Linked DNA regions of Mus musculus: region 2 is linked to region 1. A link is a loop called in an ENCODE intact Hi-C map of the cell type or tissue named here. Cell type or tissue: heart. All regions are shown on one strand. Each heading gives the region's core, and the rest is flanking DNA. Links, peaks and the distances in the headings are about the cores only. Region 1 overlaps Dyrk1a (dual-specificity tyrosine-(Y)-phosphorylation regulated kinase 1a). Region 2 holds the start of Dyrk1a (dual-specificity tyrosine-(Y)-phosphorylation regulated kinase 1a).

Evidence for each region. Hi-C counts contacts between places; a loop is a spot of excess contacts. Peaks named below come from ENCODE experiments on the same cell type or tissue, not always from the same donor. Only the 100,000 strongest peaks of a DNase experiment are listed, where the experiment ranks them.
Region 2: a loop joins it to region 1, with 5 times the contacts of the local background. A loop is called at or near these places in 16 of 42 quality-filtered maps.

The regions. Positions count from the first base shown.
Region 1 is chr16:94,608,706-94,624,190 of GRCm38, reverse strand. It overlaps Dyrk1a (dual-specificity tyrosine-(Y)-phosphorylation regulated kinase 1a), which reads right to left. Exons shown (of 12, transcript NM_007890.2): 2 at 12,687-12,772. The coding sequence starts at 12,696. Among named protein-coding and RNA genes, the nearest start is that of Dyrk1a, 46 kb to the right of the region's middle. In heart, for the core only: a CTCF peak has its summit at 6,882; a DNase peak (open chromatin) is centred at 5,470.
Region 2 is chr16:94,561,412-94,576,896 of GRCm38, reverse strand. It overlaps Dyrk1a (dual-specificity tyrosine-(Y)-phosphorylation regulated kinase 1a), which reads right to left and starts at 6,691. Exons shown (of 12, transcript NM_007890.2): 1 at 6,363-6,691. In heart, for the core only: no CTCF peak of the experiment used is centred there; DNase peaks (open chromatin) are centred at 6,076 and 7,396; H3K4me3 peaks cover 4,757 bases; H3K27ac peaks cover 4,384 bases.

The DNA of each region.
Region 1 (15,485 bases), core at 3,329-11,328:
TACTATATGTGGCACATCTGTTTTAAAAGAAAAATTTACAATAAATTCCTTGTAGATGATTTGTAATTTGTAGAATTGTGTCTTAGGTTTCTAGTCCTGTGATACGTGACCAAAAGCAATCTGAATAAGAAGACGTTTGCTTGGCTTACAGATCTCATCATCCAAACAAATAATAGTTCTTGATATACAGAAAAGTTAACACAAGAACCTGGAGGCAGGAGCTAAAGCAGAGACCACGGAGGAACTCTGCTTGCTGGCTTGCTTAAAATGCTATCTTCTACAACAGCACGCCCACAGTGGGCTGGAGCTCACACCTCAGCCATCAATCAAGACAATGCCCTACAGACTTGCCTATAAGCCAATCTGATGATGGCATTTTCTCAATGAAGGTTCATCTTCCCAGATAACTCTACTGTATGCCCAGCTGACAAAAACCAATCAGGCCAAAATGATAATAAAACTACTAGTCTCTCTAACACCGAGCCACTGGGAACATGGATCTCTACACTTTCCTTGAAGTCTAGGTAAAAGACAGGGTAAATCTTTGACAAAAGTGAAATCTTCCATTTTATCTTTTAAGGGATTATCGACATCAGGTTTCTTGGTATGGGTTTTCTGTTTTATTTGTTGAATTAAAATTTAAAACATTTTAAACAATAGTCAAATCTATAATATTTTCTAAAAACATAAAGCATAAACGCAAAATTATTTTCAGAAACAAGCATATTATTTCAATTCAGTCAAGCATTTAAATCACTGTTAATAATGCAAACTCTGATTTGACTATTTAAGAAAACATGTTCCTGTTTCAAACAGTGATTATTTCTACGAACAAAAGCCAAACTGAGGCCGGGCGATGGTGGCGCACGCCTTTAATCCAAGCGCTCAGGAGGCAGAGGCAGGCGAATTTCTGAGTTCGAGGCCAGCCTGGTCTACAGAGTGAGTTCCAGGACAGCCAGGGATACACAGAGAAACCCTGTCTCGAAGAAAACAAAAAAACAAAAACAAAACAAAACAAAAAACAAAAAGCCAAACTGGCAAGCTACTGTACCTTATCACATCAAAAAATAGTTATAAAGCCTCAGGGATTCCCTCTGCCCCCAACCCACCCCAAAAAGTTTACTGTATAGCCCTGGCTGTCTTGGAACTCACAGAGATCTACCTACCTCTGCCTCCCAAGTGTTGGGATTAAAGGCATACTCCAGCACTGGCCAGCTGCTTAGAGATCTCTTTACATGAGAAAATATATTAGGGAAAATAAAATGTCATCACCATCAACAGATTGCTAATGGTTTTATTCTAATTTGTTCAACAGACCTGTAAACCTGTTATGTTCAGCTGTTATTGCGGGACCTTATCCATTCCAGGAAAAAGAAAGAAAGAGCATAAAGCTCCCAGGCAGTGTGGCGCCATGAAAACAACCGGCAGGTAAATACCCAGGGGAACAAGTAACCCAGCATGCGGTCAGAAGCAGGTCAGCCCAGCCTGTGTGCCAGCGTGAGACCTGGTGTGAGCTAACAAGAGAAAATAGGCTACTACATAAATAATAAACAAATAATAGTTCTTGATATACAGTAATGGTTCAATGCATATAGAGCAAGTGATAACACAGCCACCAAACAGTAAGACCATACACTCTGTATGTGAGGGGCATGGGTGAACTCTTTATATCCAAGTCCAGCCTGAACTGAAATGGTTCTTAATGGAACACATCCAACTGGTGTAGCGTGATTACAGGTGCACCAGGACATAAGAACTTATGAGATCAGCAAGTGTACAAGTCACAAATGTTACTTTTATGCTCATACAATGTATTCCAGATGATAAGTTTAAAGTAAAACAGCAACAAGCAGCAGCTTCCCCTCAAGAAGATAAGGAATTTACAGTCACAAAGATGGTTCACTTTATGAAGCCAGGCATAGCATCAAGTATTTATTTTAAGTATATGTCAACTAAAAATTCTCATAACTCAAAATATCTTTGTTTTATTCATTCCAAAATGAATGCCAAAAAAGCAGTTCAAGTGCATTGGCATTCAAAACAACATGCTAACTTTTCAGCTTTGTTCCAAAAAGTCTTCACCCAGTCATTTTTTTGCCTTATAAACCCTCAATTAATAAATCGGCATTCCAATCCCAAGCCACAGGTACGGGCACAAGCACAGAGCTCGGGCTGAGGGAGCAGAGCTTCAGTGCCTGCCGAGTACACAGCAGTCCATGCAAACTTCACTGCTAATGTGACAGCTACAGTTTATCAAAAACTCCCAGTTACGTACATGACATGATTTTGAACTGGAAACATGAAGAATAAAATGTAGAGCACTATATGTAATTTGACAAGATCTATCAGTTTCTCATACAAACAAGAAATTTAAGGTGACTCAGACAAGGATACTATTTGGTAGGATGGAACTGGGGGGATGGTGATTAAAGAGTATCTTTTGTGGGGCTATGGGGGGGGAGAAATTTAAGAAACTGCTAGCCCCATATGTGAATAGGTAGCACAGGGCCTACTGGGAGGGGCCATAAAAACCATTAATTAATACAGGGCCCTCCCTCCCTAGGTGGTGCTCTCAGGGACTGTGCACTGCTGAGCCTGGGTCACTGTTACATTATTCTGTCAGTGTCAACTTTCGCACTCTGGTTTCCATGGCTATCACTGCATGGTTTTACTATTCCTACACCGAATCCTGTCTATTTCTTTTGTTTCTTATGTGTCTGAGGGACACATATGGCCTAAGAATTCCCCACAGAAAAACAATAAAAACCTGCCCCACCTGCATCTAAATTGAAGTGACACTCTTTTACTCCTTGTCAATAACTACATGGCAGTCAAGACTTTATTTCTTCTCTCTGAACAAACTCCCCATCCTGTTCCTCTCTACAGCAGAGAATGGAAGCCTGTGCTGTAATATCCGAAATGAATTCAAGACCACCCAGTACATTCCCCCTTCGAAAAGGACTTTCCAAACTGTACTAGCAGGCCAAGTGCAGGGCCAGATAAGGAAGCTGGCTGACTAAACAAATGTAAAAACATAGTTTTAGCAGTCAAAATGATTAAACCTGCAGCTACCAAAATAATATTAGCTATTCTCAAAGAAATAACCATAACAAGATTAGCAATTCTCCTGCCCCCCACCCCACACTGAATTCTGACAAAGACCTTGTTGCGAGAATCCCCGACATCCCCCTGACGTTAATAGCTGTGACGTTAATAGCTGTGACGTTAATAGCTGTGACGTTAATAGCTGTGACGTTAATAGCTGATTCATAAGTTCAAAATGTACTATTACTTTGCTGACCAAATCATAATAACCCACGTTGGGGGCAAGCAAAGTGAGGGACTAGGCCAAAGGGTTACTGAGTCACTATACAAACCAACCAATGCCTGAAAGGGTTACTTGCTACACCAATGAGAACCTTGTTGCTCAAATCTGCCCCTTACAAAGGTATAAAAAGTGTGTTCTTTCTCTGTTTTGGGTCTCTCCTCTGGCCTGTGTGATGAAAGAGGAGTCCCCAACATGTTGGATCAATAAAAATCCTCATGCATTTTGCAGCAATGGCGGCGGTCTCTGTGATCCTGTGAGTAAGGGTCTTTTGATAAACTCCAACAGTGCCTCATTCTGGACTGTTTCCTTTTGTGCACTGAACTTCTTCCCCTTGTAGATGTCTTTTCCACATGTCTTACACCTCATGTTGAAGGGGGCCATCAGCCATACCACATACTGCCGGTCCTTGGGTAACTTGAGTTTTGGGATCTTTGATGGGTCAAAGTCAGGTGGGTAGTATTTAAAACTTTCTGTTCCGACATCTCTGCTTCCTGTTCAACAAACAAGTGAAGAAGCTGTTCTCTTAGTCCTCGCAGAGTTTCTCTGATTACGGTAATTCTGCTTAGTCTGTAGTCCAACGAATAATGGGCAGCTGTGGATAGGAAGTCCAATCGTCTACCAGTTACTCAGTCCCTCAAGGCTACTTGTTTCAGCTGGTAGATTCCAACAGATGTGCTGGCAAGTAAATGCAAGCAGAAGAATTCTTGAGTGAATCTTCCTTCTTCCAATGACCTCATGTAGGTCTCCAGCAAAAGGTGTGGCCCAGGTTAAAGGTGTGTACCACCATGCCTGGATCTGTGACTTGCTTTGTCCCAGATGACCTTGAACTCAGAGATCTCCTTGCCTTAGTCTTCTGGGATTCATAGCCACTGTGCCTCAAGATCTCCGTGCCAAGATCCAGGTCAGAAGCTTCTATCTCCCAGCCTCAAGATCAGGATCACAGGTGAGCCTTCCAATTCTGGATTGCAGTTCATTCTGGATGTACTCAAGTTGACAACCAGGAATAGCCACTATACCCCCTGATACACAGGCAAAACTGTTCCACTTCAGGAAATATCCTTGCATTATTCTTGTTGCTGTATGATGAAACTTCTCTGCCTTTCTTCAGTAACTATTACTTTCTCTGGAATGTTTAGGGTATATACTTTGAAATTTAGTTTTGTTGAGTTGTAACATTTTTCTGCATGCAATTAACTACCTGCTTATCTAAAGAAATTTTCATTCTAAAGTTCAAACCTCTTTTTTGCACCATTTATTTATTCGAGGCAGGGACTTTTTCATCTGTTTCCCTGACACAGGGTACCGTGCATCCCAGGTTGGCTGAGGATGACAGGCTTCTGGCCCTCTGCTCTTCTTGCCTGCTCCTCCAAGTGCTCCAGCACAGCTCGGCTGGCCTGCTGGGCACAGCGCAGCGCAGCCTCACTCACAATGAGCAGTCACTCTGTCAACTCACCTAAACCTCCAGCACCTAGGTGGGGGTTTTCCCTCTTTTCTTTCCTCCATCAATCCTACAGATTCTCTGGGCTTTCTCTAAGACATCAGGTCAGCAGGCATTTTTTTCTGCTGTGTTTTTTTTAACTATCTACGTAATGCTCTGTTATTCAGTTTTTCCTTTTTAAACGGTTTTAAAGATTATTTTTATTTTATTTTATATATATGAGTGTTTTGTCTGCATGTATGTATGTATGTATGTATACCATGTATGTGCCTGATGTCCATGTAGGTTCTGGAATTACAGTTAAAGTGATTGTGAGCTGTCGTGTGGGTGTTGTGGGCTGCAGCCAATTCATTATGTGCTCTTAAGCACTAAGCATCTCTGCAGTCAGCATGACAGCTAGCATCGATAAATCCAGCACTTCACATACCAAGGCTGAAGATTTGGGGTTCCAAGCCATCCTGAGCTTGGATGCAATCAAAAACCTACGTCAAAATAACAATAACAACAACAACAACAACAAAAGCAGCAGCAACAAAGGTGGCAGTGCCGACGCTGACCTCTACACCAGTGAGGAATCTGCATACTTGTCTGATAATCTTTGCGAAAACGGTAAATCTATACAGCGTTATATAAAATGTACTGCTATGAGGGAACAGCGAGATGGCTCAGTGAGTGCAAACCATCTGAGTTTGATCCCTGCATCCCACAAGGTGGCAGTAGAGAACCTACTCCTGACCGCTGTCCTCTGACCTCCACACAGCAGACGTAAAACACTCCCGGGAGGCTGGGATTCTGTCCTCAGGAAGCATTCTCTCTCTCTCCTGTTCTCAGGAAGGAGGTCAAAATATAGATTAAAATAAATAAGATCTCCTGTATTTTCATCTTCCCCAATTTTCCTTTCTTTTGTCCAAGATGATTCCACAACTGCTCAATTGGAGTCTATTTACAATAGTCTCTGCTTTGGCCAGAAAGGCAGCTTTAACTGGTTTTGGGAATCAGGAAACGCATACACACTTTGTTGGCTTCTCTGATATTCTCAGACTCGCATGATATGCTTCTGTGGGAGTCTTTGCTGGTAAACTTGGAACTCTTGGGATTCTTATTAAGCCCACTGTGCTTCCTTTCTTCTGCACAAACCCTGATACCACACCACTGTGATAGTTACTACATTGCTCCTACCCACTTCTCTCTACTGTTTTCCACCAAGTATCGTAGATGCGTTTATGGCATTGGAGGTTTTACCCATCTAGGTGTTTTCTGCCCACTTTTAGAGGAAAAAGGAAGTACCTATGTTAAGCTGTAACTCTGTAGAACCCTCACAGTATTTTGTATGTGTATGTGCATATTCATGTGTGTCTGGTGCCTACCAAGGCCAGATGAAGTGCCAGATCCACTAGAACTGGAGCTCTGGGTGGGAATCACACCAGTGCCTTCTCAAAGAGCGGACTCACTTCGCCAGGCCCTCACTCTCTTAGGTGTACAATGGGCTGGTCGGTATTTGTCAACTTGATACAACCAGACATATCTGAGAAGAGGGGATGCTAATATAGAAAATGCCTCTGTAAGACTGGTCTAAAAGACCAATCTGTGGAGTACTGTCTTGATTACTGACTGAAGGAGGGGGACCTAGCCCACTGTGGGTGGGGCCACCCCTAGGGAGGTCATCCTGGATGGCTTAAGAAAGCAAACTAAACAAGTACAGCAGCAAGCACATTTCACCACTGCTTCTGCTTCAGGTGGTTCCTGACTTCCTTCATTGATAGACTACGATGTGAAACTGTAAGCTAAAATAAGCTCATTCCTCCCCAAGCTCCTTTTGGTCATCATATTTTATCACAAAAAAAAGAAGACACCTAACTAGACAGACATTTACAAATTGGCCTTAAAATAAAAATAAAACGCTATAAGGACCAGTAAAATGGAATTTCCCCAAAACCCACACTGTAGTGAAGAACTGGCTAAGGCACGTGATCTTCTGACGTCCACGGGCACACTGTGGCAGAAGAGCATACCCACACATAGATAACGTCATTTTAAACATGTAATGAAAGTAAACATCTGCTTTTTTCTAAATTTAGTAGAGGTCTTACTACGTGTCTGTGTTCAGATATTTTTAAAGATTTATTTATTATATGTAAGTACACTGTAGCTGTCTTCAGACACACCAGAAGAGGGCGTCAGATCTCATTACAGATGGTTGTGAGCCACCATGTGGTTGCTGGGATTTGAACTCAGGACCTTTGGAAGAGCAGTCAGAGCTCTTAACCACTGATCCATATCTCCAGCCCTCATATTTTTATTTTATACTATATTTCATAAAAAACTTTATACTGTGTATGCACATGACACAATCAGCATTGCTTCTGCTTAGAAAATAAAAGCTAAAATCACAAAACAAGACCTGAAAAGAAATGGCAAATAATGAGGACCAGACCCTGAAGAGTGCATGCAGCAGACCATGAGAGCGGCTTGTGCATGAACTCTGGTAAGATGGCAGCTCTCCTGGAGACCCTGCAGACACACGTGGAGCAAAGGGTTCTAAGCACAGCCCTGGCCTGTAACGCAGGAAAAGGAGCCGCCATGACTTTTCACCTTCTGTGTATCTGAAACAGCTGAGCAGACGCTGCACCTCATGCTCCAGACAGTGCTCTCCCTGCCAACCCGATACAGCACTCCCTGCAACAACACTGCCACCAGAGACCCCAGGAAAGCCTAATGCTGGAAAGTGAGAGCTTATGTGACTTACATTAGTGAGAGCTTTAGAGTGTTCCAAATCACATGACCTGAGCTACATGCTCTTCAATACCTGTTAGTCATTTGTAAAACTGAGAATATTAATTTAAAAAACAGCTGGAGGCTGCAGAGTTAGCTCAGTGGTTAAGAACACTTGTTTTTCTTGCACAGGGCCCAGATTTGATTCCCAGCACCCAAATAGTGGTTCACAACCACCTGTAACTCCAGTCCCAGGGGATCCAATGTCCTCTTCTGTCCTCTGAACTGACCAGGCATACAGATGGTACAGAGGCACACATGCAGGCAGAACACTCATACATATGAAATAAATCTAAAGAACAGCTAAGCATGGTGACAAATATGTAATTCCGGAACTCCAAAGGCAGAGGCAGGGGAGGGGTGGGAAGGGGATGTCTGTGAGTACTAGACCAATCCTGGTCTACAAATGACGTTCCAGATGGCTAGGGCTATATAACAAAACAACCCTGACCCAAAAAGGTGGGGTAGGGGGAAACTGTGAATAAGCAATATCGAACTTAAACTAGGAAATGCACATGATAAATAAAAAAGGTTCAAAGAAGCACATGCCACAACTAATCCATCCCTAAGACCATTTAAGTTATTTCCAAGTAATCTAGACCTACCCACGTGACAAAGTTGGTGAGATTTGGTTTGTCTGCTATGTATTGTAATGCTAAATTCTATACCCAAAGATCTAGGCTTGCGAGGGAGTTCTCATGCTTACAATTTTTTGTTTTGATTTAAAACTATTAGTTAAATAAAATTGGCCATAGCCAATTACTGGGGTTACTAGAGGTAGGTGAGTTTGGAGTGACCTGGCGGGGGGGAGAGAGAGGAAGGAGGAGGAGGGAAAAGGACAGGGTAGAAGGAGGAAGCCGCCATGAGGGGAGAGGAACCATGAGCACAGGGCCAGGAGAAACAACAAGTGTCTGGGATTCACTGCTGGGGAGGTAGCCAGGCCAGCAGTTAGAAGAGAACATTAGAGGTTACCCCCCTAGTAATTGTCAAAAGCCAAATAAAATAGCTATAGTCTGAGTCTCATTTATTTATAAGCTAGTCAGGGATAAGCTTAAATTGGTTGTACCTCACAAAGTGACAGTAGGTCACTCAATGATGGGACAGTAGTCAATAGTAACATCAAACGCATGCTACCCAAGCTCACCATCATAAATGTATTCAATATGATCTCAACTGACACTGGCAGAGGCTGGGAGGAGGGGGTGCACTGGGGGAGGGGGGGAGACGGGACACAGGGACTGATGGGAATGTGCCATAGTTCAAAAGACAGAAGACAGTTCTGTTGTTATGATCATGACCAAAGCAACTTAGGAGGAAAGAGTCACTCCCAGGTCACTTGATCACTGAGAGAAGTCAGAGCAGGAGCTCAAGAGAAGAACTGAAGCAGAAGCCATGGAAGAGTGCTGCCTGCTCAACCTGCTTTCTTTCCTGTAGAATCCAGGAAGCTCAGAGTGAGGCCGATCTCAGCTACAAGACACCCTGTTTTGCAGGGAGGTGGTGTAAAATGGGGCATGCGCTCTGAAACTACTTCAAATGATCTCTTAGGGGTGTGGGTGTGGTCACAGCAGCAAATAATCAACATCAGGTGTCTTCTACTGGCCTCTACCCCCCCCACACACACACACACACGAAAGAAGGAAAGGAAAGGAAAGGAAAGGAAAGGAAAGGAAAGGAAAGGAAAGGAAAGGAAAGGAAAGGAAAGGAAAGGAAAGGACAGGACAGGACAGGACAGGACAGGACAGGACAGGACAGGACAGGACAGGACAGGACAGGACAGGACTGATTCAGCTGGGCTGGGTGGAAAATAAGTTCTAGAAATCTTCCTGTCTCCATTTGCCCAGGGCTGGGAAAGCAAGCACCTTGCCAAATGAAGCATTCCTCCACCACCACTACAATTTTCTAAGTGACTAGCATGTCACTATTAATGTGCTTTTTAAAAACAAACATACAAACAAACAAAAAACTACTTTGATAAAGAAATCCGTTAAAACAGAGCAGAACCAACTGTCATAAGGAACAAGTTTTCCAAAATAATGATCTATAGGATGTAAATGAGTAAAAATCAAAATATAAAGGGTATCCTTTGATAACACACACTGAAGTCTGCTGGCCTCACGGGCTCCTTCGGCAAGAGGCTTTGTTAACGTGCACCAGGACTCTGAGAAGTTTGCTTCCTTCCAGCCCCATATCTAAGGAATGATCCAGTATCCAAATCAACTCAATGTGGTTACTTGTAGGCCCTTGGATTACAAGTGCCCCCAAGTGGGATGTTACATCCTATCATTAAAATGTTTTCTGAATGGGAAGAAGGAGTTATGTAGGAGAGACAACCAGGAGGCAGTCACTTGAGTCTAAAGCTGGCAGTCGGGATGAGTACACCGAAACCAAACAGACATCTGCAAGTGAGGGACTGGGTGATTCAGTGGGTAAAGGAACCTGCAGTCCTGAATTCAATCTCAGGACCCATATGGAGGACAGAGAGAACTGACTTCCACAGTAGGCACACTGAGGCACACACAACTAAGTAAAAACCGTTGAGAACATCCATTTAGTTTACACTCATGCCCACTGTCAGCCTTACCCACTGGGACACTTCATTGACCCTAGACTCATCTTTGTAACATGGGCACTGAGCTGTCGGATGAAGCCTGAGAACATGCTATTTTTGCTGTAGGTTTGAACTCAATGGGTAAATGCTAAAATGTATGACACACACCCATTCCATGACTTATGTTCTTATACCCCTTTGCTCTAAAGGAAATATGACCCTAAATACATACCCAGTTAGAGGCACAACACCTATTACAGTACCTGTTTCAAAACAAGTTTTAGCCAAATAAATGTTTTACATGTATTCTTCCAAACTTCAAAAGAAATGGACTACTTAATTCCAAGTTCTGGTTCCATTTAACACAACAAAAGGAGCCTGACTTTACCATGTATGGCACAGGCAACCAGAACACACCTGTGCTGGAGACACACAGGTTTGACTGGCTTAGTGTTCAATAACTCTTTCCTTGTCTCTTTCTTCCTTTCTCCTCAGCCTCACTGGAATATAACTAAAAAACAAGTGTACAAACCTATGGTATACTGCATGATACGTTATGTATGTATACAACAGCAAAGTAATTACAAAACAGAAAAAAAAAATCAAGAAGATTAACACAGCCATCACCTCACATAGTTGCCATGAAAACCATGGGATGGGCAAATAAGTTACCATTCCACTTAACCAACACTACAAGGCCAGTCCATGAGCCAGGGGCAAGCAGAATTCACTTTCAAATATGTGTAGACACTGCATAAATCTTCATTTAAAAACTCCTCATAAGCTTATATGTGTTGTATCATCTAAAGTATAAGCACATGTGTGTTATATTAGAGGAAAGGAGCATATTAATTGATCAGGGAGCTGTTGATTTTTTTGATCAAAAAACAATTAGTTTTCAAACTGTGAATGAGAAATATACCAACAATGTAAACAATAAAACAATAAAAAGCTTTCTGGGTTATTTCTTTTGTAAGGCAATATAACTCAGTAAGTTCCAAAAAGCCAAAAGACTGGTTTATATCACAAATCTAAGTCCATAGAATTCTCTTGTACCGCAATACAACAAGTAAATTGTGTATCTTATTAAAGCAAGATTTACTCTCCAGTTATTTGATTCCACTGAGACCATAAAGCTTTTAAGACAAACAGTAACTTGGAAACGCACTGTATCTTTGATTATTTACAAACTGAAAACCTCATGGAAGAACACCTCTGCCATCTGTAAGTCACAGGTACCTAGGGAACGACCAGAGCCACTCTGCTCTCCTGCCCTCCACTGCAGAGCAGACCATGTGTGCTAGGCACAGCCCGGGTGCTATCGACTGCAGCCAAGGGTCCATCTAGGAACCAACAGTGCTGGCTGACAAACCCTTCATGCAACAAAAGGCCAAGTTTATAAAGCTAAAGGCAGCGTTTCTGTAAACACTCCTGTTGATTCTTCCTTGATGACGGCTGAGGCGCTCAGCGTTAGTACCTAGGTGATTTAGCAGCCAACCACTGGGGACAATGTATCCCCAGAACACTGGCAATAGTGTGTGTGTCTAGGCAAACACATGTGGGAAGTCTGCATGCTCATGTGACAAGTACCTCAGAGAAAATGAACAGTCCCTCATGTAAATACATGTTAACTTGCTTTCCCACACCATATAATTTATAAATGTTGTATTCAACTACATTTTGTCAATGAAAAAATGACATCTAAAATTTCATTCTAAAACAAAAGAGAAAATTATTGGACCACAAAAAATAAAAATCAGCACCAGTTCTACCAATTAATACCGGACACCAAAACAAGGCTTCCTTCCAGTGAAAAATCATTCTCAGATATTAATTTACAATACAATGGAATAAAAATTCACATGTACCAGTAAAGATAACTTCATTTTGTAAAATGTCTCCCATCTACCGGATTTACCATGATTGTCACATCTTACCCACTGGCTACTGTCTTTTTTAGAGTCTAATAGACACAGCCACCCTGGTAATGGAGGGGCCTCTGCCTTCTCAATACCAATAAGATGCCTTAGTTAACTATGAAGTAAGAAACATAAGCCTCAGACAACACCATACTCTTTTCCATCAAGAAACTCAAATGCCACGGGGATGAAAGAGGCAGGAAACTACATTAACAATAATATAGGGAGAAAAGGAACACAAAATACAACCTCCACAGCCAGCACGTCTGCAACGGACGCAGTGCTGTGCTAACCATAACCACTCTTACTTGTCGGGCTGAAATCATCTTAACACGCATTCCCATGGAAGATCTGTTACGTTCTCACAGGAATACAGGGAGACATATATTTAACCACTAGAGTAAATGCTATTAATTTTTAAAACAAATTATTTCAACTTTAAAAGTATGAGCCAGCTTTTAAAAGTTCAACTACTAGGAATTACTCTTACTGTTCACATCACTATTAAAACTGAGTATGAAACTGAGACCCAGATTCACTTTCAGTATCTTCCACCTCTGCATACTTGCCTAAGTAATTCCCGCCACTCAATGTTATCTGAAGTCCCCCCCAGGTACACTCTCAGTGGTCCCCACATTGTCTTACAGCCATAGCTCTACTGTATTTCAAAACTTGAGTCACCTGTATGCATCGTCTTCTTTCAAGTCTCATATCATCCTGATGGGGTGGGGGAAGGGAGGGAAGAGTCCAGCGGCAAAACTATAACACTGTGTGAAGAAAAACAAATTACGATAAGATATGATGGTGTAAGACAATTTCCCCTAACTGAGGAGTATCTAATATAACTACAACCCCAAAACACTGATAAATTATTTCAAATTTGTCAATTTAAATTACTAACATTTACACGTATTTAAATAATCTCTATTCACTTAGAGCAAATGAAAATATATGTAGACATTTATTGTGGAAAAGAAAAAAAGTTTTAAAATGTGCCTATGACCAATACACATTTCAGGCATTTCTAGGCATCAAGTAAGCATGAAACTGTCAAGTTTTATATAATTTATCTAAGGAAATAAACTGCTTTTTATGATCTTATACAATTTGCACAAACCATAAGAATTTTAGTTCACTTTTCACAGTGATTATCAAGGCCTAGGTAATAAAAATTACCTGTAGGAAAGACTGCGTATAAGATACCATACTGTTTGTAGATAAAGTTCAGAGACATTTTTCACATACTACCATAAACCCCTCCCTTGTTCTCCAACTGGTCCACCTCACTTTTCTCACAGCCCCTCCTGTTTATTACTTCCACTTCAGGGCTGCTGAGCCCACCATGATGGCTGATACAAAACTGAGGACAATCTCACAGCTAGCAAGCAAGAATACAAGAAGAATAGTAACAAGAGAGAAGCAAAGGCAAATAGGCTATAATGTAACTTTCAAAAAAATTATTTTTAAGCTATACTATGAAATTCAGTGAGCATTCCAAAGAAAGCAGTTGTTTATGTTGGTCAAGCTGAATGAATGAATGAATGAATGAATGAATGAATAGATGAATACATAAATAAACAGAAAGACAGACAGATGATAGGCAGGCAGGCAGGTGGGGAGGGGGGTGAAGGCGCAAAACTTGGTGATTCCTAAGATAGTTGAGCTTACATACTAACCTTTAAAAAAAGTTTTCAATGTAAATTCTTTAATGATGGGGGCTGGAGAGATGGCTCAGTGGTTAAGAGCACTGCCTGTTTCTCCAGAGGTCCTGAGTTCAATTCCCAGCAGCCATATGGTGGCTCACAACCATCTGTAATGAGACCTGATGCCCCCTTCTGGTGTGTTTGAAGATAGCTACAGTGTACTCATATATGTAAAATATATAAATCTTTAAAAAAAAAGAAACTTTAATGATTTATTTTTATTTTGTGTGCATCTTTTTGTCTGTGTGAGAGTGCCGGATCCCTTGGAACTTAAGATACAGACAGTGGGAAGCTGCCATATAATTGAACCTGAGTCCTCTAGAAGACCAGCCAGTGGTCTTGACCACATAAAAGTTTTTGGTTTTGTTGGTTTTGTTTCTTTTTAAAGAAAGTAACCTGCAAAGGAACAAACCAACAAACACAAAGATCTTGGTAGTCATGGGTATTACAGACTGTAAGAAAGAAAAGACAAAACCTATGTAAGCTAAATCATCTAGGCAATCTCTCTTCTGTCCTTCTGTCCTTCTGTTCTACTGTCTGCATTCCAAGCCCTGTGATTCCCTACACTTTACATAACAGCATCCTCCCAAGCATCTCCTTTCTCCAACTTATTCTATACTCAAGTCACCCCAAAAGTAGTCCATTTCAGATAAGCCACCAAAAAAGTAAAAAACAAAAACAAAAACAAAAACAAATCTAGACTAAAACAGCTGCATCAACGACTATAACAGAGCTCTACTATTTATAGCTTATTACTAGAAATCCAAATAGTGCTACAAAATAATAAGAAAACTAAGCCCTTCAGCAAGTGATATATATCAGAGATCTCCATTATTTATTATTGCCAAATATTTTGTTCTTTAATTATTCCTCCTACTTCTGAACGTTTGAGTTCCAGCTCTGCCCTCCTAACAGAAGTAACTTTCACTCTACCGGGTAAGCGATCTGCTTTGGACAGGGACTGAAATTTGTGGATTATTTTTAAATTGCAAACTGCCTGTTCTGAAGTCACTGCCTCTATTCCTGACCTCCTGCTAGAGGACAGCCATTTCGGATGAGTCACCAAGTGCATGAAGAGGCGAGTCCATGAGCAATAAAGGAACCATCATGACAGTTTTGCTTTTAAAACAACGGAACCAGTGCCATTAGGTACGTCTGTTTACTTCATGCCATCTTTGCTTCAGTAATGTCTGTCTCCTGGCATGGATACTAAGAACTACAGACAAAGTATCAATTCAGTCTCTAGCTCTGAGCCATAGAAACAGCTGTATTCATCTCTGCTTCATACTATTTGCCTGTAACATTCATACTGCTACTTACAAACTGAATGGTCTCAACTAAACAGGTGACAGCAAAGTCCTCAAAAGACTGGATCAAACAAGCTCTCAGTATTCTTTTGATTTTCTTACTTTTTTAATGTTTGATGTGTGTGTGTGTTGCCTGCATGTGTATCTGTGCATCATGTGCATGTCTTGTGCCGGGAGGCCAGAAGAGGTTACATACAGCAAGTTGTGAGCTACTATATGGGTGCTGGGAATTGAACCTGGATCCTCTGTAAGAACATCCATCAAGTGCTCTTAACTGCTGAGTCATCTTTCCAGCCTCCAGTATTCTTTTTATTAAAATACTCAGTGCTGATTTAAATAATGAAAGGTAAAATAAAATTTTGACACCTTTTAGAAGCACCATGCATTCATCACTACTCGTGAAAAGCAGCCCTCAGCAAAGGATAACACGTGTCTACAAGACACACAACATGCTCCTGGGTTATGTACTA
Region 2 (15,485 bases), core at 2,768-10,767, 47 kb after region 1:
GTCGATCTTTAAAGACTACAATTGCCTCTGTGATCAGAACTGCATTAGATACTTGCTATGCTGCTAAAATAGAAACCCTCCATGCTAGAAAGGCACACACTAAGGAGACAGGGATACTTTCTCTGTCTAGTACAGAACCCCAGAAGGTCCTACATGGGATGACCCCCAAAAGCGTTACCACACCCCAGAAACTATAAGACACCAACTTTAACCCCAGAGAAGTCTCTCCGAACCCTACCCATGACAATCCCACCAAGTGAAGCTGTCAGACACCATGTTTGCTCAGGAAAAAGTACATGGGACATACTCTTCCTCCCATTTCAACAGTCTCCTATTAGTGCGGGTGCTGACCTCTGATTCCTATGACAGCCAGCTGAATGACAGAAATAGCGTTAACCTGATAATAGGGAGGATAGTCCTCTGAGCCTATTTCCATTTTAACTTAGAGAAGCTAATGGAGTGAGTTCCAACAAGTGAAAACTGTAAGCAACCAGAAAAGAAGCAAAGTAACAATTCAGGGACACAAGCCTTGTGTTCATCTAATCACGGCAAGGTCTCACTCACCAACCCATCCACTCCAGCACCACCACTAGAGTCCTGCTACTAAACATACCTTACAAAAACCTCAATTCTTACCTCTAAATATTCCTCTAATGTGGACTATTTTTCTGTGAGGCTAAAAGGAAATTAGTCACACCAAGCATTCCCTAGGAATGAGCTCCTTGCATGAAGAGTGCTGTCTCTGAGACTGACAGACACCTGTAAATGTGGATGCCCCATAAACCCTTGTCCTCTAGTCCATCCACAAAGAACAAACAAGGAGTCGGAAGAGCCCCAGCTAGCGCAGCCCGTTCTAGTGCAGTTCAGGCACCCGGTCTCTCTGCACTCCTCCTCTGTAAGGTGAGATGAATCAAGTCCCTCAGAGCTCTTCTCAGATGTCTGTGCTGCAACAGGATGACCAGAGTCCTTATAAACAAAGCTCCTTCCAGGGGTCATCGAAAACTACACAAAAATGCCTGAGCCTGGGAATTCCAAAACCCTGCCAAGTTCTCCAGAGGAGAGCAGGTCAGCCTGCCCAGGTCCCACTACATCTACCACCTGCTAAAAGAAAGGCTGGGGCTCCCCTTCCCTCACAGCCAGGACTCCAGGGAGGAGGCGTCAGCTAATGACTGTCTCCTAAGTCACTGCTAGCATCTTTCAGCACTAGTGACTCTCAGACACTGAAAGCCCCAAGACCCAAGTGTTGCTCTAGCTGTCAGTGTTAGTCCAGTACTCAATGTTGGTCTAGCACTACCCTGCTGGGCCACACATACTATTGGGACAGAGCAGACTATTAAGAGGAAATCCAAAAGTTTACATTTTACTATTTACATGATATAATCACTATATAACTATAACTATATAAAATTGTTCTGGGGCTGGGCGGTGGTGGCACAAGCCTTTAAGCCCAGCACTTGGGAGGCAGAGGCAGGCAGATTTCTGAGTTCGAGGCCAGCCTGCTCTACAAAGTGAGTTCCAGGACAGCCAGGGCTACACAGAGAAACCCTGTCTCGAAAAACCAAAAAAAAAAAAAAAAAAAAGTTTATTTCTCTCAGAAAACAGTGTCAGTAAAATATTAGGCCCCACTACAAAAAAAAAAAATTGTACAAATTCATTCTTCTCACCAGACTACAGATAGATAGATAGATAGATAGATAGATAGATAGAAAGAAAGAAAACAGAAAAACAGATCCAACAATATATCTGGGCAATCTGAGTTTTCACTATAGCACAAAGCTTAATGGCCAATACTGAACAGTGACTGTTCAATAAACTGCCTTATTTCCAGAGATTTCTTCCAAAATATTTAGAAGTGAACAAGTAATGTTTAATTTTCCTTCATTCCACCTATCTATAGAAGCAAATTCTCAGCCAAATAAACAGCCACCCTTCCAAAGGCCACAAATCCCAGCCTCCTGTGCAGCTAAGTATGGTCACATGACTAGATCTGACCACTAGCACATGTGTGGGGAAGACCCTGTTGTCCAATGGAGAGGAGACAGACAGATATTAAAGGACTAAGTGTATATAAATCAGTTGTGACTCACCCTACAACCATCAGCAATAAAGGTTGTGGAAGGAGAAAGCCCTGCTTGGCTCTAGTGGGGAAGCTGAGGGAGAATGCTTGCCTCATGTGTGTAAAGTCCTAGATTTAACTTTGTGCACAGCTAAGGGGGAGAGGGGCCAGGGGGTGGGGACAGGAAAGGCACCCCTGAGGTAATGATGCAGAGGAAGAAGAGTGAGTGTGTCTGAAAAGGTGACAGGGAAGAGCAGAGAAGTATCATCTGCACAGCAACATGACAGCTGCCAACCTGCTGTCACAGGGGAGGACACCCATGCTGAGCCTGAGTCCTGAGATCACGCCCTAGAAGTACTTGAGGAGCCTCAAGGACTCTGAACCCGGTGTCTCAAAGCTCTTGGAGAAATGGAAGGCAGTGTCAGCAACCCATCCAGACACACCCAAGACACAGCCTTAGCCATAAATCCCACTAAATATCTCTAAGTAAAAAAATCAACTGATCACTGAAATTGTTTTGTTTTTTTCAACTTTAAAAAAAAAAAAAGGAAGAAAAAAAGCTAGGGGTTGTGTGACTATGACAATGTTGTTTAAAGAAGAGTTGATGCCTTCCTTCTCTACGCTGGTTTCATACCACTTCAAACCATCACAGCAGGTTCCCACCAAGCAAAGTGTCTCAATTATGAGATTTCCATTTTGTATGATGAAATGACTCATCAAGACATGACTTTTACATGACTCCTGCATATCACACACACACACACACATATCCCTAGTCAAAAAGTATTTCTTGTCAAATTTTAGTTTATTAACAATAATAACATACATAAAAAATCATCCTTGAGAAAAATGGCATCTCTTCAGAACTAACTGCCAAGAATCCAGCATGGCTCCTTGTCAGCACAAATCTGCCTTGGTAGACCCACAGCAGGTTAGATGTCCAACGTTAGGTTTGTCTCTCAACCAAGAACTGTAACTCACTACAGAATGCTCAAATGAGAATTTCAAAGCCAAAATATAACTTTAAAAAGCATAGCTGTTTAATACAATGTACTTCCAAGTCAAATTTTGTTTTTATATGTCAATATGAACTAAAATTTTAAAAATAACACTTGCCTGCACTAGCTAATGTGAACCTTTATTTTAGTTACATGAAACCTGCATTCAACTCTCACGTACCCAACAGAAGACTTTACACTCAACAGCTTAACATTATGAAGTTGAGGTGAAGCATAATTTCAAAAGATTCCTTCATTTAGGGACAACTTTAGGTAACTTAAAATAATTTAATAAGTTTTTCCAAGTAATTAAACACCAATTTTTAATCCCCATATTTTGTAATCCCACCCTATGCGAGCACTGGGTTATGAGTTCCCACAGACTGTCTTGCCATCAAACATGACAATGGGTAGGACAGCACAGGGTCCCTGCCTTCAGAAGACATACCACTCCATACACTACTACTCTGGTCCTACAGCTGTGACAGGCAAACTGTGAAGTTACAGGTGACCCTGTCTGTTATGTCCAAGCAAGAGATCTGTTCCCAAGTCGAAAGTAGACAAGTACAAATGGAGGAAACCCACCAAAACACTCAACACAAAATAGAGTGTTAGGGCCAAGTTACTGTCTAGAAATACCACAGAATTCTTAAAACTAACAGCTGCAAGTGCTGAGCCATGTTCTTGACAGACTTTCTGGAAACTTGTGGTGTTTGCTGGGTCTGAGGGCTAAGCTCCTTCTTGAGAGGTAGAAGAGAAGTTACTGGGAAGAGGGACACTGGCTGGCAGGTGCGAACAAGAGCATCCCCAAGTAGCAAGAGATTCAGAAATGAAGCCCTCCCTCCCTCCCGCCCTCCCTCTAGGAGTCCAACTATGTATACTATGTAGCTATGTCCTGCAGTACAAAATGATTCTTGGTCATCCAAGATTCTATACAAAATTTCTTTCTGGAACAGACATTTGCCAACCATAAACTCTGTAACATCTCTGTGCTATTTAAATTTCTATTAAAAATGGTTTAAAGTAATACCCAAAGTAAACACATACAGTATTTCTTTCCTTGACAGTTACATAATAACACCCATGACAGAATTCATGCCATGTCTGAAACAAGCCATCTTAGCTTTACCCTCAGTCACTGCACTGCACAGCACAGACTTGTCACACTGTCAGTCACTCCCATCTGTGAGTCACAAGCACAGGAGTCCAGCCACGAAGAAAACTCAGTGACAGAGTAGAACTCTCAAGTGAGACTTCTCTAGCCAAGGGTCTTTTTGACTATCCATGTTCTCGTGAATGGTATTTTATTTTTCAACTCCTAGCACATAGCAGTGGCATAGCACAGAGCATAGAGGTTACAATTTTAACAGGTCACACACCAAAGTGTCTTCAAGAAGCTCCACTGGCTCAGTCAGTCAGTTTCCTATCCTTACAGATAACAACCATCCCTTCAACTCTGCTCCTTCAAAAGACAACAAAATCTTCATCATCCACCAGGAATACAAAATGTGTGTCCTTGCCTTACAGACACAGGAGCAGCCCTTCTAGAACAATTTCTGAGCTTATGCCTCTCTGAGGTAAATACAAACTTTCTGTTGCCATTTTTACAGAGTACCTGGTATAGACGCTGACAAGAGTTTTAACTTTTTGGACAGTACCACAGACACCACCGCCGTGCTAGGGCAGAAGCTCCGAAGGGCAGGGTGCTGTAAGACAAGCACCCTGAAAATCCACATATGCAAATAAATCTTCTTAACCACTATTCCTCTGAAACCTTGACAAGTGAAATTTGAGCTCCTGTCTCCCACTTACAGTCTATTTAAAAATGTAATTCTTTAAGACAATTAAAAAAAATTTAACAAACAAAAAGTAAGATAATTCCACTACATTAACATCTCAAATCAAAATACCTAATAGTTATTCTTAACGTGCAAAGTACAGTGTCAAAAGAGAAATGTAAGTATTTAAATAAAAAATAACTTCACACCAAACTTTATGACTTATCAATACGCAAAAAGAACTCTACACTGTAACAGTTAAACGCAAAGAACAAAATGCACCAGTGGTTTCAATTCTTCCACTGAAAAACAGACTAGTTTACCTGGGGGGGGGGGGGCATGACAAGTTTCATTACAGGGGCTCATCTAAACTGTACTTCTGCAAACCCTAAATTAACTCTACCAAAACCTGTACCCAAACAGTCTAGGTTACAGCCCTGAGTCATCATACAGTACTTAATAATAAGTTAGGAGCCAATGAACAGAAAGCCAGGCTAACAACTGACATAGGCCTCCTGGAGTACTGGCTGTATGACCTTGGACTAGTCACTGCCCACCTCTAGGCTCAGTCTGCTCATCTGTAAAATGGGCAGCATTTCCAACTGGGAGGTTATTCGAGGTAATATATAAAAGGCCTTGCACTAATCTATGAGTGTGCAAACAGTTACAAGGAATATTTTCTTGGGATTTGGCAGAACTCAAGAAGCAAACGATGCTGCACCTCGACGACAGGAGTCACATAATCTAGGGCTGGGCAAAGACAAGACAAGTCATTGGAGTCACTGACTCACGAATTTTGCCATTTTTAACTATTTCGGGGTAGGGAGGGGCCTCTAGCTTAGTGCTGATATTCAGCAGCTCTGGGGCCTCTGGAGCCTGAGTGGGTCTGAGCCTATAAATAGATGTTGAAGTTTTGAGGCGATACACAGGTCTCCATTCTAATTCCAGTCTCCTCCCGCTGCTATGCAGGTCACCCCGGCCCCTCCGGTGCCCTGGGTGGCCCGCGCTCGCGGCCCGACTTCCGAGCACACCAGGTCCCCAGGCCCGAGCGCGGGCCCACTGGGCCTCGCAGGCAGCAGGCTGCCGACCTTCGCCGGCCCGGCCCGGCCGGGCCTTGCGTCCTCGCCTCCCGGCCGCCAGCCCCATTTTCTGATCCCGTGCATTGTCCTTGCCCAGAACCCCGGCGCTCCGCACGCCGGTGGGGACCGAGAGGAGGGACGAGGGAGGAGCTGGGGGCAGAGGATGAGGAGGAAGAGGAGGAGGAGGAGGAGAACAGCCTCCTCCCCTGCGCCCGGGCAGCCAGTGGAGGTCTGGCGCCGGCCCGGCCCGAGGCAGCGGGTCCCACCCGCCGCAACTTTCCTCGGGGACGAGGCCTTCTTCCCCGGGCCCCGGGCCGCCCGCCCGCCCGCCCGCTCGCTCCTAAGATGGCAGGTCCCTCCCTCCCTCCGCTTGAGGCCTGGCGAGCCCGGCTCGCAGGCCCCGAGAAGCCGCGCGCTGGGCCGCGCCGCGCCGGGCGGGGCGGACACTCACCGGGACGATGGCGGGGCGCTCGCGCCGCTCCCTCCGGTGAGTCTCAGCCTCGAGCTCCCGCGCCGCGCTCCCGCCGCGGCCTCCGCAGCCAGCGCCGCCCCGGCCGCCTCTCTCCGCCCCCGGCGTCCCGGCTCCGCGCCGCAGCCGCGCTGGCTCAGGGTCCGTCGGGCTGGCGGGGCCGGCGGCGCCCGCGGCCGGGGAGGCAGGCGACAGCCCCTCCCCGGCAAATACCGCAGTCCCCGGGCCCCCGAGTGTCGGCGGCGGGGCCCGGCCCGGCCCGGTGCGGAGGGCGGCGGCGGCGGCGAGGCCGGGCGCCGAGTGGCGGCCGCTGCCGGCCGCTTCTTCCCGACGAGGATTTTTGTAAATCTCACAAAATGGCGCGCGCTCCGAAGCTGCGCAGCGAGCAGCGCCGGGGCCCGAGCGGCGGCGGCGGCGGCGGCGGCTCCGCCAGGAGAGCCCGGACCGCCCGCCCCCGATCCCGCACAGACACTCGCGCACACTCACCGCGCGCACACTCGCCCTCGCACACGCTCCCTCACACTCACACCGGTCCCGCCCGCTCGCCGGCGGCGGCGGCGGCGGCAGCGGCAGCGGCACCAACAGCAGCAGCAGGAACAGCAGCACAAGCGGCGGCGGCGGTGGCGCCCGCACCCCCGCTCGGGGAGTCCGCTTTCTCAGCCCGACCTGGGCCGCGATCGGCAGCAGCGACGGCAGCAGTCTCCCCGGATCCCCCCGCCGCGGTTGCCGCCGCCACCCCCGCCTCACTCCAATGGGGCTTTTTATTATTATTCGGGCGGGAAGCGAAAGGGTTTAAAAAAAAACCAACCAACAAAATGGCGACGGACCGACCCGGTCGCTATAGCAACTGTCAATCAAAACGCAAAACCCCGGCTGACGTGCTGACGTCCTCCGCCCGCCCCTCCCGGCCCCAAGCCGGCGGGCGGGGCCTGTTGCTCGGGTAACGGCAGATTCCGTTCCCTCCTTCCCCTCTCTCCTCCGTCCCCCAGCCAACCACCCAACCCCCCTCAGGTCACGTGAAGGATAAATTCGGAGCTCGGGCCCGCTATGAGTGTCAGAGGAGGGCGCGTGATTCGCTCGGGGGAGGGGAGTGGAGGGAAGGGAAGGGAAGGGACGGGGGCGAGGCGGTGGCCTGCCGGTGCGCGAGCGAGCGAGCGAGCGCCTGCCGCCTCGCGGCCGCCTCGCCCCGCCCCCGCGCTCGCTCCCACGCCGACTGCGGCCGGGCCAGCGCGCGCCCCCGTGGCGCAGCGCGCTCCCGCGCCGCGAGCCCGCAGCCCCGCCCGCGCGGCCCGGGAAGGAAGGGAAGCGGAGGGCAAGCCGCCCACCTCGCGGCCCTGGGAGGCCGCCGTCGCGAGCCCCTATCCCGACCGGGCCCGCGCAGGCCTGGACGATCGCTGGCGTCCGGCTCACCTCCGGAATTACGCCCGCGGCTGCAGGCGCGCGGCCGCCACCTTACTCGGACCGTGCCCGCGCGCGGGCCGCGCAGAAACTTTCCAGGCTGGGCACGCTCCCGGGCGCCGGTTCCCCGGCTTCTCCATCGGAATGCCCAGCCAGCGCCAACCCCAGGGCTTTCGGAGGGGGTTGGGGGGGGGGGTTGTTTTTTGTTTTTTTTTTTATTGTTACCTGTCCTAAGTCACCTCGGTTTCCCGATTCTTAAATTTGCCCACTTGGCCTTAACCGTCGAATCTTCACCGGAATTCTGCCTTTCGGTTTTTTTGTTTTGTTTTTTATTCTACTGTCTTCCGCCTGGCTAAATACTGCTGGGTGTCCTCTCGGGCCATTGACACTGAAGTCCCCTGTGCTGGCTACTTTGTAATTAGGAGACAGCTACTGGCTAAAATTGTATTTTGTACCTATTCTAAAATAATGGCGTTAGCTAGTAGCTTAAAAGGATATACATAAAGATATTTTCGTGTGTAAGTATATACACTGTTGCACACCAAAAGTAACTGGATTTATTTCTACACATGGTTTTTACCATAGTGGTGTTGACGTTTTGCTTAAGCTCTTTGCAACAGATGCAGTCTTATAAACAAATGTAAAAACACCAGTCAATACTGGTCTCTGTGCAGTATGATCCTAGGAAACACTTGGCTTCGGTGATTTCCAACAAACCTCCTATAGTTAGCACACCACTGATATACTAAAGCACCTATTCAACTTACAAAAAAGGGGGGGGGGGCAAAAACTAAAGTAAATTAGGGCACAGGAAGGAAAGTAAGTTGCTTTAGACTGCCTCGGATATAAAACATTTCCAGCGTCTGACAAACATACGTTTGGCTGCCCTGTTGATATAATTTAATTAAAGTCCACAAACAATGTAATTAATCTGAAGAAACTGAAGTGTCCAAGAGTGTCCCTTACACAGAAGTTAGTACCAGGTCCTTCCCAAACACAAGCTTTCTCCAGTTCCTCCTCCTGCCTCACCTCCAGGCTTCTCACCCCATTGACCAGATATTCTTTTCCAGCACAACGCTAAAAACTAAAATCCCCATCAAATGTTTGAAAGCTGGTAAAGGGGAAACCTGGGTAACACTGGCCATCTATGACAGGGTGTCAAGGAAGAGCTCAAGCTGGAAGCCACTCCGTGTGAGGCAAAGTCTGAAGGCTGTGCACACTCGAGCTTAGGCAGTGTTGATCCCTGTATCTAAGAGACGGACCCCTCTCCCAAACCCGTACCATGGCAGCCTTACCTGACACCAGTCAATGAGTTGTCATGTCTGGGCTGGGAATGCTATCAAGTATTGGATATGGATGTCACCTATAAAGTGGCCTGCACATTTATGGCCTGTGACAACCAAGGGACGCAGTGGCCTCTGGAAGAAGCACCAACTAGTTGTGCCTGGATACAGAAATTAAAACTTTGGTTTTACGTGAGAATCCTACCTGAGAACATGGAAAAGCAAAGACAATCCCCCTAGCCTCAGTCACTGCCGTCCAGCCTGCTCTAGAGCACCCAGTCCCCGCAGAAAATGACCCAGCCCATTCTACAGAGAGAAGACAGGTGACTAGTGACACCCTGGTGTGACACTACCTGTGAGCAGTGAGGACAGGATTCAAATCCAAGTGTATTTGCAACTCAGTGTTCCCACCACACCAAAGTGTTGTAAATCTTCACAGAGGTCATCAAGTCAAAAAATGAGGTCTTTGGGCTGGATCCAGATTCGAAATGACCAATGTCCTTAAAGCAAGCTGGACATAGAGACACAACAAACCAGTGGCAAGGGACGGAAAACCAAGGAAAATTGGAGACTACTGAACCCTGGCCAAGGACAGATGTATCCCGGCTGTCCAGTCTGCACCTCCTTTGTGATAGAGACCCAGTTGAGGTGCCAACAAGGTTTTTCCTGGCTCCTGCATCCCGTTTAGTGATCATCTCAGTGCTGCACTATTTTAAACCCATTAGGTTGAGTAGGTGGAACCTGGCTGGGAATTAAACCACCTCTGCCCCTCAGGTGAGGCAAGAAGGGGAACAATTCACAATTCAGCCCTGGACAGTGCCAGGCCTGCAAGCCAAGCCCCTCCCCCTCGGTCCCCACAGACTGGGGCTGATGGAGTAACGTGTGGTACGTGACAGCATACTGTTCAGACGCAGTCCATCGGTGTATATAAAACAAAGGAAGATGAAGGCCTTATAGAAACTGACATAGATAATAGGATGTGAAGCTAATAGCTCTCTGCATCTGAGGGAAAAACAAACAAACAAACAAAAAAACCCTAAAAACTGTACAGCCATTTAAACAATGTAACAATGTGAAAGAGTCACGGTGTAAACAGCACTCGGAGGTTGTTGCCAGAGCTGCTGGATCAAAACCTGGGCTCTTAAATCCTAACACATTAAGATGACAGACAGTAAGCCAGGTGTGGTGGCTCACACCTTTGATCCCAGCACTTGGGAGGCAGAGGCAGGCGGATTTCTGATTTTGAAGCCAGCCTGGTCTACAAAGTGAGGTCCAGGATAGCCAGGGCTACACAGAGAAACCCTGTCTCGATAAAACAAAACAAAACAAAACAAAACAAACAAACAAAAAAAAAAAAAAACAGACAGACAGTAGTGAGTATGCAGAGATTTATTCAACTTAGCTACACCAGGAAGAGAGGAACGGGAGGCCCGGTGGATAGAGGTCAAGAACTAAGCTCAGTTAAGCAGGTACTGCCCGTGCTGTCCCAGCCAACATAAACAAACTCTAAGCTCCTCTCTTGTGCAAGGTGGTCTAACAAGTTGTCAGACGGTATGAAATCTCTTCCTCTCCGCCAGGTTCCTCTTCTGACAGACACTGAGACCCGTTCCTTCACCCAGCCTGCAACTCCTGGGGAAATTCCAATTCCTTCGGGTGCATTGTGTGATAGGCAGTGGGAAAAATTGCATTTCCTCCTGCCGGCAAAGCTTACAAGACTGCCCAGGGAAGTCCTTGTACTGTCTTCATGGCAACTAACATATTCTTCCAGGCTTTCCTAGGGAAATGTGTGGGGTCCTCACTCTACGCACGCACTGAGTGTCCTTTTTTACTGCTTGTAAAAATGATAATCTTTTTATAAACCTCCTGAGGACCTATGGGCAGGTAATGATTTCTGGGGGGGGGAGGGGGGGAGAAGTTCTCTTCAGTGGTATAACCACTGGTAAATTACCCATACTCTTCCAGTAAATAGTCTCTCACCCATGCTCCTGCAGACAACTTCAGTCAAACCTATTGGGTGCCCCCCAAATATGATTACTGGATATCTGCATTCCCTGCGTATCTGGTGAACACTTCGGAAGGCAGGAAGACAGGTTTCTTCATGTTGACTTCTTTGCTGCTAAAAAGGAGAAAGAAAGAAATGAAGCACGTGTTGTTAAGGCCACCTCATGGATACCAAAAGCTTGCACTCAGCAAGCCAGCCAGTCTCACTGCGGCTGCCTACTTCTTCTCCCAGCGTATCCCAAAGCAAGTCCTCCCGACTTCCTCCCTGCTTCTCTCAGCCATGGTCCTGAACAAATTGCTGGGCCAGCACCTCAGACTGCTTCATGCCCAGATATGGCTCAAACAATTCCCTGGGCTTGAAAGCGATACTGATTGATTTCCTTCTCAGCCTGTAGGTATGTTTGCCAGGACTATTTCATAAATTATCATTAACAGTTTCTTTCCCCGAGACTTTTTTTTTTTAAAGATTTATTTATTTATTATATGTAAGTACACTGTAGCTGTCTTCAGACACTCCAGAAGAGGGCATCAGATCTTGTTACAGATGGTTGTGAGCCACCATGTGGTTGCTGGGATTTGAACTCCGGACCTTTGGAAGAGCAGTCAGGTGCTCTTACCCACTGAGCCATCACACCAGCCCCTTTCCCCGAGACTTTAAGAAAAAAATAAATAAATAGAAAATCTGAAGTTTCAACAAGAAGAGAACACACCTCAACAAAGAGGACGGTGAAATCAGGTGCCTGAGAGCTGTCCCCAGATGTCTGCAGGACACTGTTTCACACCTGTGTGCACAGGTACACACACAGAGACAGAGAGACAGAGAAATACATGCTCTGTCTCTTTCTAATAGTAAGGTTTTTTAATTTAGTATTTAAAGAAAATATGAAAAGTGTGTTAGGTTGCCATACGTGGTTTCTACTGTTTGAGAACATTCTGCCCCTGCACTATGATTTTGGCAACACTTAGGAAGAAACGAAGTCCTCATAGGTCCACACCTGTCTCCAGTCCCAGTTGTTACAACTGACCAGTTGAAGCAAGTTGGGGAGGAAAGGGTTTACTTGGCTCACACTTCCACATCATTGCTCATCACCAAAGGAAGTCAGGACAGAAACCCAAACAGGGTCTACTGACTTGCTCCTCATGGCTTGCTCCTCATGGCTTGCTCAACCTGCTTTCCTAGAGAACCCAGGACCACGGACCCAGGGGATGGCTCTGCCCACAGTGGACTGGGCTCTCCCCTATTAACACTAACTAAAAAAATTCCCTCTAGGATTGCCTACAGCCTGATCATAGAGAGGACTTTTCTTAATTGAGGTTGCTTCCTCTCTGGTGGCTCCAGCTTGTGTCAAGTTGACACAAAATTATCCAACACAACTGACCCCTTGTCGACTTGACACACAGATACATCACTGTGAAGCCACAAGTCTTCCCTTCTCTCCCCTTCCCAAGATCTCACGTTGAAAATACACTCTAGAGATCCCACAGTCTAACAAACTCAAGCCCAGTAAAGTCCGATCTCTTTAATAGATCCAAAATCTCTTAAAAGTTCAAAATCTTTCAGCTGTGGACTCCTATCAAAATCAAAATCAAGTTAAATACTTTCTCACTCCAAGAGGGAAGAACAAGGAAGGGCACAGTCACATCTGAACAAAGCAAAAAAAAAAAAAAAAAAAAATCCAATTAGTGTAAATAACTCAATGTCCAATTATCTGGAATTCACTCATGATCTTCCAGGCTCCTCCAAGGGGTTTGGGTCACTTCTCCAGCTCTGCCCTCTACAGCACTCAGCTTGTTTTCTAGGCTCTGGCTGGCTCCACTCCACAGCTGCTGCTGGTCTTGGTGGTCATTCCATAGTATTAGCGTCTCCAAAACTGCTGGAGTACCTTGCTGCAACTGGGCTGGCTACATTTTCACCAATAACCGTTCCTGGGCTCTCTTCAGGGATTGCAGCCTGGCCACCTAGTGCCAAGCCCCAGCCACTCTTTACGACACCTTCGTGCCTTCAAAACCAGGACCACCTGGGTGATTCTTACACTGCCACACTCAGCAGCCAGCAGGAGGTACAACTTCAGCCATCTCTGGAACACAGCTCCTGTGTGCCAACTGAAAAACACTCACCAGAAGATTTCACCTCAGTGATACTGGTCTCCTCTTAATCACAGCGAATTCTTCAAACCCCAGCTAACCAACATCCATTGTTCCAGTAATTCCACTCTCTTATTAACCACAGCCGACTCTTCAGCCCCAGCTGACCAGACATTACAGGTTCTTGACACAAACGGCCCAGAAGAGTCTTTGCTTCCTTCTGAAACTTCCAAACGCAGGCATCCGTCTTTCACTGCTTTCAAGCTTCTGATCCTCCAAAGTCCTACAGGACATCCCTCTGAGCTGTCAACACTCAGTGCTTTTCTAGACAAATTTCCAAAGTCCTTCCACAGTCCTCCTCAAAACAGTCAGGTCTGTGACAGCAACACCCCACTATGCTGGCACCACTTGCCTTAGGGTTTCTATCCCTGCAATGAAGCACTGTGACCAAAGGAAAGGTGGGGAGGAAAGGGCTCATCTGGCTTACACTTTCTTTTTCTTTTTTTTTAAAGATTTATTTATTATTATATCTAAGTACACTGTCGCTGTCTTCAGACGCACCAGAAGAGGGTGCCAGATCTCACTGCAGATGGTTGTGAGTCACCATGTGATTGCTGGGAATTGAACTCAGGACCTTTGGAAGAGCAATCAGTGCTCTTAACCACTGAGCCATCTCTCCAGCCCTGGCTTACACTTTCATGTCATTGTTAATCTTCAAAGGAAGTCAGGACAGAAACTCAAGCAGGGCAGAAACCTGGAGGCAGGAGCTGACATAGAGGCTGTGGAGGCATGCTGCTTACTGGCTTGCACTCCATGGCTTGCTCAGCCTGCTTTATTATAGATCCTAGGACTACCTGCCCAGGATGACACCACCCACAGTGGGCTGGGCCCTTCCCATCAATCACTAATTAAGAAAATGTTCTACAGGTTTGCCTATAGTCTAATCCTATGAAGTCATTTTCTTCATTGAGGTTCCTTCCTCTCAGAAGACTTTAGCTTCTGTCAAGTTGACATAAAACCAGCCAGCACAACACCTAAGCAATAATTTCCCCAAATTAGCAGGTCGAAGGGGAATGCCCCCAATGAGGCTGACGAACAATTCATTGTTAGGTAGGAGGCTCAGACGGGCAAACCCTTGTCAGCCTCCAAAGTTTCAGAAATACAACAGTTCTCGCCAGTGCCCTTTGTCTGGGCTGTGTCATTTAAGTGTGGAGGGGATGCTGCTCTCAGCTGTACACTGACCAGCATTTCCAATGGTTTCCCTGTTTTGCTTTAAGTCAATACTGTAGCAGTGGCGTTACCACCTGACTATGTTACATTTACAGCTCCATTTCTAACCTATACATTCTTTAAGGGACAAGGATACCTCCCTCTCTCTCCCTCTCTCTCCCTCCCCACCCCCAGTAACTGGGGATTAGAACCCAGGACTTCCATGCATGCTAGGCAAATGCTGTATCACTGAACTACATCTCCAGCCCATCGATTCTGGGTTTTCACCTTTATTTCACACGGGCATATCTGGCATGTTATAAGTACTGTTTTGTATTTGTGTCTGCCCATGTACGTGTGCTCGGGTTGTCGTTTGTGTATGCTAAAGCCTGGACTCAACGGCTCCTGCTCTACCACAAAGCTACACCACTAGCTCTGATTTTCCTTTCAAATATTTATTTATTTACTTATTTATTTAGAGACAGAGGATCTCTATTGGCTTGGCTTGCCTGGAACTTGTTCTGTTTCCCAAGCTAGTGTCAAAGACACAAAACTCTGCCTGCCTGTTTCCCGAGTGCTGACTAAAGGCATAGAACCACCACTGTAGTAAATGACTGAGCTGTTTGTCTATTGTCTCCATCCTGTCCATAGAGGTCTGAAGCCATCAACTGACTCGGACAGCAGCAGGAAATGGGTGTTTTCTGAGCTTAACCCATATGGCACATATCCTGCCAGAGGAAAGAGGGATTAGCCAACAAAGCCTAAAGAAGCAGGTGCCCCCTCAGAGCCATGGCAGCGTGGGTGGTCACTATCCATCCCCATAGTTCTGGAACAGCTGGGTGTCTCAAACCAAAGTGTCCTCGTCCACTTAGCACTTCACCCCAACGTACATCCAGTTTGAAAACTACAGTTATGGGGAGACAGCTCAGTCAGTAAAGGGCTCGCCTGCATCAAACTCCAGCACCCACATAGAAAGACAGGCGATGTGGTATGAAGCTGAGCTCCCAGCACTAGGGAGGCAGAGCCTGGCAGATCCCTGGGGCTTACAGGCCAGCCAGCTTAGCCTCATCAGTGACTTCCAGATTGGAGAGCCACCACCAAGGTGGCTGGGCTGGAGAGATGGCTCAGT